2 separate regions of the Homo sapiens genome follow, and region 2 is linked to region 1. A link is an interaction called in ENCODE POLR2A ChIA-PET data of the cell type or tissue named here. Cell type or tissue: PC-9. All regions are shown on one strand. Links, peaks and the distances in the headings refer to the core of each region. The heading gives the core; the rest is flanking DNA.

The links. Peaks named below come from ENCODE experiments on the same cell type or tissue, not always from the same donor. Only the 100,000 strongest peaks of a DNase experiment are listed, where the experiment ranks them.
Region 2: POLR2A ChIA-PET joins it to region 1 with 9 read pairs; 2 of 35 experiments call an interaction of 5 or more read pairs at or near these places.

The regions. Positions count from the first base shown.
Region 1 is chr13:44,019,710-44,025,102 of GRCh38, forward strand. It overlaps NRAD1 (non-coding RNA in the aldehyde dehydrogenase 1A pathway), which reads left to right and starts at 2,626. Exons shown (of 3, transcript NR_026955.1): 1 at 2,626-2,959. In PC-9, for the core only: no CTCF peak of the experiment used is centred there; DNase peaks (open chromatin) are centred at 2,632 and 3,332; H3K4me3 peaks cover 833 bases; H3K27ac peaks cover 2,021 bases.
Region 2 is chr13:43,893,156-43,898,548 of GRCh38, forward strand. LACC1 (laccase domain containing 1) reads left to right here. Exons shown (of 7, transcript NM_153218.4): 7 at 1-777. Among named protein-coding and RNA genes, the nearest start is that of LACC1, 16 kb to the left of the region's middle. In PC-9, for the core only: a CTCF peak has its summit at 1,459 (motif pointing right); a DNase peak (open chromatin) is centred at 2,886.

The DNA of each region.
Region 1 (5,393 bases), core at 193-5,192:
TAAAGGGCCAATTTTATAGAAATATAGGCCTAGAGGAATGTTAGGCCTTAAATGTTATGTTCAAGGTCATAATACTGGTAAGGGACTCGAGCCCAGCTCTGACTCCAGACCAGCACATGGTGTTTATGCTGCCCTAGGGTGAGGGTGTGGAGGGGAAAGATGGATTCCACATAGTGGAGGGAGGATTTTATTCATGAACAAACATGAGCTGACTCCAGGAGACTCCTAGGAATTGTTTAATAGGAATTTAAAGTAAAACTGGAATTTTTGAAATCACAAGTAGAGAAGGAACCAGGAAAATACTGTTTGTTATTGTTACGACCTTAGTTTATATTCCTGAATGCTGTGGCCTACAGAAACTTGGGGCTACGTGAGGTTGTGATCATGCTTTGAAAAGAATAAAAACACTATGCAAATATGTGGTACAATAGAAAAACACTGAGCTGGGAGCAGAAAATTCCAGTTCTAGTCCCAATTCTGCCAGTAACTTGCCATCGGCCTTTGAGAAAGTCCCCTTCACAGCCCACACCTTAACCACCTGACCTGTAAATGAAAATGCTGGTAAATGATTTTCTCTGCTCGAAGTTTTTCTGATGTGGAAACTGTATAGCTCTGTCTGGATCCTACCTGGGTGACTGGAAGTCCGACATTGCCTGAAGTAGGCTTGGTGTATACCTTGTGTCTTAGCATCAATACTAATGGCATCTTCTTTCAGAACCAAAGGTGTGCGCATTTGGGCAATAAATCATATGAGTATCCTGTGCTTCACCAATATTTGTTTGTTGGGTCTTCTTGGCTGAGTCAGACTCAAGAAAAACCTTACCCTTGTCTCAGTAGTGGGTACCAGCTGGAGTGACCTCTTCCAGACACAGGAGGTTCTTGCTGTCTTGTTGCTGAGCTGCTTGGCTCTTACCTGCTGCCACATTTCTGGCCCATCTCACCTGGTTCTCTCCTCACATCTTACACCTTGAATATGAAATGTCCTGCTGCTTAAATTGAGAAACAATTCTGCTTCGCCTTTTGGCTTCCCAAAAAGGAAATTATTTCAGCTGGACTGTGAAAAGAAGACAGTAATTAATGTAAAGAAAAAGTAGTTTGATATAGTACTGCTGATTCAAAGACATAATATGCTGTAATGTAGTCATTCCTAGTCCTATTAGATTTGATGCTATTTTTCATCAAATTACCTACAATCATAATATAATTATATCAATACTGACTGAATATAACAAAAATTAATTTTAAAATATGGAGCTAGATCAAGAAGTGAGATGTTGAAACAAAATCTTCTGCCACTCAATTTCGAGTATCTCTAAACATACTCTTTCATTCTCTTGCTATCATATAAAAAAGTTACACGAATCACTATGTGAAATAAAATTGTTTTCACTATAAAACAAAGCAATGATCTATAGAAATAAAACATAAAAAGAAGATAGTTTTACCTTATTCTTTTTAATAGGTTAAAATGGACTATATAATTTTATTATACTCTTAATTTGCTTAGCAAAACGTTTCCTCCCAGATACTGAAAGAAAAACTTTAGCTCAGGCCAGATTTAATAATCCTAAACTTTCTGAATGTCATCTGAAAAATTAAACAATCAGTCAAATTCTCTAATCTGTGTTTCTGGTTCAAAATCCTCTTCCCCGTCTTTCTAGGTAAACTTCAGCTATTCAATCCAGAAAACGTAGTATGTTAATGATTGAACAAACATCAGAAGACTGGCATCCTATTCAAAATACTGTTTCTGCACTCTGCTCATGGGTTTGAAACAAATAATTTCTCAGTAGTAATTGCTTGCTTTCCAGAAAGAGCTACGGTTCAAGAAGAAGGGTTGGTGGGAAACTTGTACTAGTTACAAACCTGATTGGCTAACATCTATTTTAGAATCCTTTGGGACAACATTGAGGTTGGTTATATTGGCTAAAAGATCATATTTCTGGGAACTTGCCAACCAGAAACTCAAATGAAAGCTTGTGCCCTGGAAGCTCTGAAACAAAGATATCAAAGTAATACTGTGTCCCTTCATAGTGCCTGCTCCGTGGTCAGGAAATGACGCTAGGTGACACTGGGAAGACCCAAGGCCTGGCAGGGCCTTGGCTGGTCTACACCCTAAAGAGGAAGAAACCACCAGCATCTTTTATTTGATTCAGTTCAGTTTAAAATATCATCCCATCTGTGCCAAAAAGGGGCAATTTGATCTTACGAGCAAACAACAAAAGGAATTTTGCATTAGAGGATTAAAAAAAAAAACTGTTTGTTAGTTTCTTACACTTCCTGCAAATATCTTAGTTTGAAATGCTAAATGTTTTTAGGACACTTTAACTTTATTTTAGATGTGTATTAAGTACAAATCTTTTTTATGATATTGGGCATTTATGCTCAATCTCTTTTCTGTTAATAATTTTTCTTATTTGATTATTTTTAAAAAGAAAAAGAAAACAAATGTCTCTTTGTCCAGTGTCTGGTTCCAGATATTTTACTTTTAAATGTTTACCTAAGGAAAAAAGAATGAGATTGCTATTTGCCAAGCCTGGAAGGATGGAATTTGCTATTTGTTTACGGAAGTCATTGGTGCTACTGCCTTACCTGCTACCCACTGCCCTACGCAACCACTTTCTCATTCTTCAAAAGTTTCACTGACATGAACCTCACTTGTGGGTGCCAGGTTATGACCACATGCATAGTTTCATCTTCATCTTATGCAACATTTGGGGTAAAAGGAAGGTTATGTGGTAACCAGTTTATGACTTGAACTATAGGCAAAGATTGACCAGACCAAGCCCTGAGACACAGTGTTGAGAGCCAAGACATAAAGTTGTGAAGATTCAGACCCAGAGCCCAGCAGGGCACAGGCTGGAGGGGTGATGTGAGTGATCAGTAACACCATGAAGACTCTGCTCCTGGGTCAGGAATGCTTTTTTGTCCCTGTTTTTGGATTTTCCACCATGATCAGGTATGTTTGCTCACCTCAGCTGGGAGCCTGAGTGGGAGTTGGGGGACTATGGATGTTCTCTGCCACTGACTGGAGGGGAGCACAGCCAAGAATCATGAGCACTTTTGCCTTCATGACTGTATTTTCTTATGGTTAGAAACAAAACTAAACAATTTAAATAACTCTGCTTAATGGAAGTCAGGAAAGAGAAAAGGCAGCTATGAAGTGTTGTTGTTACAGACTGTGCATGGACCCTAATGGTCACCTAAATGTGAGAGGAGGCTAGGCACTGAGAATGCCATGTGCAAGGAAATAATAAAAGCAAGTCCTCCAAGACATTTCCCACAGACTCAAATATTTTCGAAGTAACAAAAATAAGAAGAGTGCCCTTTTTGAGTCACAAAATTGGCATGAAGTGAACTGGTTCTATGCTTGCTGTAATTGTTGTTCAAGGAGGAAGGGGGGAAGCCATTGAATGTGTTCAGTGAGCTAGAAAGGTAACTTTCTTAACTGGAAGAAAATGATCAAGGGTGAGAAGTCAGGAGGAAAGAGATGTTTTTGACCAGGTCTCATTCTTCTCCCTCTGTGTCTGACCTTGAAAAGGAGAGATTGCAGAATAGGAAAAAAAAAAAAAAGTTTGAACCTTCCCAAGAGATGGGTAAACAGCTCTCCTTCAGAAGAGGATGAGCTGTCAAGGATACTGGCTGTGTGACATCTCACAAAGGTAGAAACACTATTAGGCCATCACTGGGATTTTAGTTTACAGGACTCTATTCTCCTTCCCTCAAAACTTTGACAAGATGCAACTTCTTTCCTGAGCTAAACTGTTGTGTTGGTTGTAGTATCTTGTCTTATGCCTCATTACTCACTATCAGAGCTCAGTGATGAAATGATAGAAAACTTGAGTCAGTGATGGGGACTACTTGAGACTGAACGGGCAACAAAATGAAACCTTCAGAAGCCTTCTGGAAAGAGGGACAGGAGAGGAAGCAGTGGAGGAAATTTCATGCAGGGCTCCTGGAGGTGCCATAAACAGGATAAAGATCTGGGACTTGTCTGTAATCAAAAAGCACAGGGGATAACTCAAAAGTGCTCAAGGAGGGGAAAGAAAGCAGACTTGGTCTTCTTGCAGTAGCACTGGCTGGTAATGGTTGAAATGTGAATGATCACATTCTAGTTAGGCACATTTCTTCAACTTTCATTCCATATTGTGTTGTACCTTATATATCTGAAAAATTTAATATGAAAATGAAATTGCTTTTTGATTTTTTTTATTTTAAAGAGCATAATCAACTGTGTTCCTGCTTCCTCCAGTTTCTCCTAATGAAGGAAAGCCTGTCTGCAGACCTCTGTACTTGTAGCTGATACCTGTGTATACACAGTGGGGTACATTATAATTTCAGAGTTAGTGCACTTTCATAAATTATTTAACAAATAATCAGCCTCCATAAGATTGGTCTTGAATATCCATACCTGTTAAGTGATGGCAACTCTCAAACCCTAGGAATAACAAATACCCACTCAGTTCATCAAGAAATAATTAATGTAAGTTTGGGAGCAGAGAGATGTGTGGGCTCAAATCCCAGTTGCAGAGAAACCACCGTGTCACCTGTAACCTCTGAGAGCTTAGTTTTCCCATTCATATTAACTATAATTTCTAAGAAGCTATACTGTTGTAGGAATTACATATGATGTATGCTAAGTGCTAGCACAGTGACATACAGAGCTTTGGAGCCTCAGTTAATGCTCATTACTGTCATTACAGCATACCATGAGACCATTCCTATTTTTAGAAATATAGGTACTAGATACATGGGGGATCTTAAATCTAGTTGTTTTAAAGTCCCATTGGTCATCTAAATATAAAGTCATAGCATTCTTGAAAGTGGTTTTCAGAAATACCAAGAACTACAAGATTTCTACTTAAACTAGAAATAGTTTTGGTCTCACATAAGGTGACCAACTGGGGCTCCCAAGGTGAGGTCCCCGGACCAGAAGCATTAGCTTTACCTGGAAGTTTAGGAATGCAAATCCGTGTCTCCCAGCCCAGACCTAATGAGTCACAAACTCTGGCTGGAGCACGAAGTATGTGTTTGAATAAATTCTCCAGGTGATTTTGATGCACGCAGCATGCTAACATTTAAGAAATCCTGGTCTATAATGTTTCACTTATGCCAAACTAAGACATTTTACAGAGGGGAAAAGAAAAAAAAAAGCAATAAGCCTGTTTCAATTTCTCTAGGACACATGCGTCAGTACTTTTATAGCTGATAGTCTGTCCCCATCACTAAAATGACTCAAGTTTTCTATCATTTCATCACTGAGCTCTGACAGTGAGTAATAAGGCATAAGATAAAATGCTACAACCAACACAACAGATTAGCTCAGCAAGGAAGTTCCATCTTGTCAAAGTTTTGAGGAAACGAGTTTTGAGGAAAGGAGAATAGAGTCCTGT
Region 2 (5,393 bases), core at 324-5,323, 130 kb before region 1:
TATTTCCTACATGTATATGTGGTAGCATGATAGCAAATAACATTTGTTTGGTATTTCCAAAGGACTTTCATGTACATTGCCTCATTTTACCTTTACAGCTACTCTGAAATACACAGGCATTATCCCTTTTATTCAGCTGAGAAAACTGAGCTTCATTGAGGTGGAGGTCAAAAATCACAAAATTTGTGATGAATTAAGATTTGAACATATGTTTTGTGACTCCAGTTTTCCTTTCAGATTTTAAAATTAATTAAAGGGATCTTCATTATACTTTTATTGTTAACTTTTTGTTAACATAATTTATTCATACATTCAGTGAAAATTTTGTTGAGGTACTGGGACAGGTTAAAAAATACAGTTGTAGCCCTCAGGATATTTAATATCCAGTGAAAAGTGACAGTCAGTAAACCAACAATCTCAATACTTTGATATATGTTGTGAGGTTGTGATAACCGATTCTTGTTTAGTTTAATTCTATATCTCCCTTAGACCAGTGTTAAATTTAAATAAAACACCTCATTTTTTCCAATTCAGGGAAGGCACTAAACATAAAGCATAGGATAGAAATGTTGAACTCATCCAAAATATTATTTTGTTTAATGAAAATGATGAAGATTAAGGAATACTTCCATGTATTGAGTAAGGTTGATAATTTTCTAATTCTTCACTGTGCATTATTTTGTTTGAAGTTGGTAAATTTGGAGTATCCTGCAGACACATTTTGCTTTATGTACTACAACATTCTACAACCAAATAAAAATTATTTTGATTATCTGATTTTGGATTATCTCTGCCAAAGTATATAATGAAAGGTTGTCTCCTTGCTGCTTTACTGAATGAAAAGTGTTGATTTAGTAACTCCAAACTATCAGGTTATTAAATAATCATCTTATTGTGTCTACAAGATAGCTGTCACTCTCACATATTTGTATGTAGGTTTCTAGGACTTTTGGGGTACAACAACAAAGATTTCTAGTAAGTTTTGTTTTTGTTTTTAATTTTATTTTAAATTTATAAATAACAATGGTACCTATTCATGAGATACATAATAATGTTTCCATTCATATAATGTACAGTGATCTGACCAAGGTAATTAGCATATCTATCATTTCGAACATTTTTCTTTGTGTTACGAACATTTAATATGTTCCTTCCAGCTATTTCAAACTATATAATATACTATTGTTAACTATAGTTATCCTACAGTGGTATAGAACACTAGAACTTATTCCTCTTAAAGTTTTGTTTTTAATCTAAGCACTGCTACTAACTGCACATAGGAAATATTGATTGCTATTTTATTAATAAGGGGAATTAAGTTTGTAAGTCAAATAAACATTAATGAAATACCTTTTTGAAAATACTATCAAACTAAAACTTACTGGGCCATTTATCCAACTGTAATTTTAAATTGTGAAAAATAGCACAGTGGCCAAATATGCTATACCCCAGTGCTTTATAAAACAAATAAGATGACCTTACCACTAGGAGGTGGTATTTCAACAAGTAGCTCTACTATTATTTCTTGGTATAAAGTTGAACTAATCTTTTTTTTTTTTGAAAAAAATCAACTTTATTTTTTCTAGGTTTAAAAAAATAGAACCAGCTATTAATTTTTGTTGAGAAAATGCATCTTTTGGTGTTCACATCTAAATTTCTGAAAAGGTGATCTGGTTACTAAAATCATCCCAAATACATTCATAAACCAGATCCACGTGTGACCAGCCCTTTACAAAAATTAATTACAGTTGCCACAGCCTTTACATTCATTCTTATCACACGTTACAACATGCAGATAACACAAAGAAAGGTCAACAAGCTGAAGTAAACATTACAGCATCAGGAAAATGAAAACCCATCTGTATAAAATAAATACAATTTTGTAATAACTGTAAAGAAAATGAAAGCACTTAATAAAAATAATGGCAGTTGAATGTATAACTGTCTCATCTCCCAATCATAAAATAAGTTACTGTAAAATGCATAGACTCCTTACACTTAAAGAATTTGTGCATCACAGTCATGTGAAGTTGAACTAATCTTAAACTCTGTATTTTCTTGTGGAATAAAAAGGGAGGGGAGGACGCATTTAAAGTTAGTGAATGTATTGCTCTTACTTTAGGTATAACGTGGTAGTTCAAGTAGATAAAAGCATTTAGGAACCCTCACCCACTTCTATCTCACTCCTACAGAATCTCTAGTAATTGCTTTTCTGTAAGTAGATTTTTGGGAGAAACTCAGAGAAGCTTATTCTATGTAACATGACAAAACAGAAATAATATCTATATATTCAGCAGCTGGAAGGAAAGATAACAGTGACATACGAGTTATATGCTTTTATATCTCAAAGTGGGATTTGATATTTATTTTTACTTGATTGTCCTAGAGTTATACTTCCAATGTATCCATCTTACTTTTTGTGTGAACTCTTAGAGAATGCTACCAATCTATGAAAGTTCAGCACTTTAAAGAAAGCATTACTCAGTTATTGTGTGTTATCGTGTTTGTATGCATGAGTCTTTGTGTATGTGCTAAATGGCAAATAAGAAATATGTGTGTTAAATATGACACATAGCCTTTTTGCCCTAGCTAATATAAATTAACACACACATAACACATTGGATGCAGTAGAATAATAGATTTCTCTCTATAGATTTTTTAATAAATTATGCAGTAAAGAATGGAAAGCATGGTCCATATGCTTACTGGATGTGTTTGTGTGAACCCTGATCTAGGGCACGTGCATTTCCATTGTAGGCAGTGTTTTTAAAGTTTACTTGTGATTTCAAAGATTGCCATAAGCAATGCATTGTTCTGTGCTAGGTCATTGCTTAATGAAGAAAAAAGAAATCTGCCAGTACTGCTTTTTCCAGATTAACACGTTTGGTTTGAAGTCACAGTGATTACATGTCAACTGTGTTGAGACAAACTTTTCATACTCTCCTTAGATGCATTTTTGTAGAGAAAGAAATGCTTACATCACATTCCCCATGTCCTTTTGCCAAGCGCCTGAGGTGAGCTATGTCTCTGCTGTATTTGGAGCAGACTTTTTGTTTTATTTAATTCTCAGAAGGTTGAGGTGTCCAGTTACTACATTTTGTTAAACAAAATTTCCAGCAGACACTATAGCTCAAAATACCACATTCCTTTCTAACCAAAAACAAAACAAAAGACAAAAAAGGGGAGTAAAGGGAGTACTCTCATTTCATGAGAAACATTTGTAGAAAAGAGATTTGTTCATGGTAACAATTGGGTTTTTAATACCCTTCATTTTCAGAATTCTGCATCACACGCTGCTTCAGTTTACATCTCACCATGCTTTCCTGTTCCTTACGTTTTTAAAGCTCATGTTTTAAGGTTGTATTTTCTTTCTTTTGTTGTTGTTTTGTTTTGTTTTGTTTTGTTTTTGAGACGGAGTCTCGCTCTGTTGTCCAGGCTGGAGTGCAGTGGCGCGGGCTCTCGGCTCACTGCAAGCTCCGCCTCCCGGGGTTCACGCCATTCTCCTGCCTCAGCCTCGCCAGTAGCTGGGACTACAGGCGCCCGCTACCACGCCCAGCTAATTTTTTGTATTTTTAGTAGAGACGGGGTTTCACTTGTAAGCCAGGATGGTCTCGATCTCCTGACCTCATGATACACCCCCCTCGGCCTCCCAAAGTGCTGGGATTACAGGCGTGAGCCACCGCTCCCGGCCAAGATTGTATTTTCTTATCCCTCCCATCAGCCTCGTTTTCATACTTGATATTTCATATTTACAAGGTACCTTCATTCCTTTGGTTTTCTACTTTTCAATACATATCCAGATTTGGCTAATAGAGTTATCTGTTTGACATATCCTGTGTCCCCTCAAATATATCCTCCAAACTTAACTCATCATCTTCTCTCCAAAACCTGCTCCCATCCTGTCTTCTGTCTCAGAGAATGAAATCATTATTCATGCAGTTGCCCAGCCAGAAACCCTGGAGTGTTTCTGAATGCCTCCCTTTCCGTCTCCCCTTCCCTTCCCACACTACTGACTGTATGTCTACCATGTGTTCCCATGTCTCTCAACTTTCACAGACATTCAGGTCATCATCTCTCACCTGTATCATTAGAGCAGCCTTCTGACTAGTCTTTCCTTATTGAATCCCTTCTTACAGTATCATTATTGATTGTTTTAAAATGCAAATCTGGTCATATTACATCTCTCAAAAAATTTTTATGGCTTTCCCACTGCCTCCAAGGTAAAGACCTACTCACTAAAATGTATAAGTGCTGTCATCCTCTTGCCCCTGCATACTTCTTTAATTTCTACCACTCCCCATGCTGTAGCCATTCTGTACTTTTTTCATTTCCTAGAGTATGCCATTAAGCTAGGCCAGACCAAATAGGTTGGTTGGCATTCAAAGACTGACTAGAACTCAGATTTTTGTTTAGGATTATCTTCACTTAGGCTTTCTACTAAATTAGCAAATAGGAAGTAGCAAGGACATCTACAATATAAACATTTACGTAAATAATTACAACACTCTAGTGTCTCCCTAGTTTCTCATGGAGATATGGCCAAAATTCAGTTGTCAATGTCATATATATATATATGTGTGTGTGTATATATATATATGTATATATATGTGTATATATGTATATATATGTATGTGTATATGTGTGTGTGTGTGTATATATATATATGTATATATATATACACACACACACATATATATAGCGAGTACCATGCCAGATTGTACATGGAAGCTCAGTAGCTTTTGTTCCATGGGCAGTGTGAGGGGCCATACTAATGCTCAAAGGTCTACCTTCTACTGTATAAAGAAAGTTTTACTATATTGAAAAGCGTGCACAATATTTTTTTCTGTGTTATTGGGTCAACAGCAGTTCTCACCATGATCACCATCATCTTCCACAGCTATGTTTTCTCTTGCTTCTTGGCTTTGTACACATTGCTGGCTCTTCGTACACATTGCATACACACGGCATTTGTCAATGTCGCCTCTCTTGAATAACTCTTAACTATCCTTTAAGACTCAGATCTGGGGTCTTCTCTTCCAGAATATTTTCTTCGTTGTTTGCCTCATTAGCAACCATCCTGAGCATCATTTTTTATGGTCCTCAGTGAACTTATTTTTAAATGTTGGTCTGTTTAATTGTCTACTACTAAATATAGGCTCCATCAGAATAAGGAGCATATCTTACTTATCTTCATATTTTTAGTACCTAGCAAAGATATTATCACATTATAATAATCTAATATCTATAGGAGAAAAAAGGGAAAGAGGGAAGTGTATTATTCCTTTCTCACACTGCAATAAAGAACTACCTGAGGCTGGGCACGGTGGCTCACACCTGTAATCCCAGCACTTTGGGAGGCCGAGGCAGGCAGATCATGAGGTAAAGAGATCAAG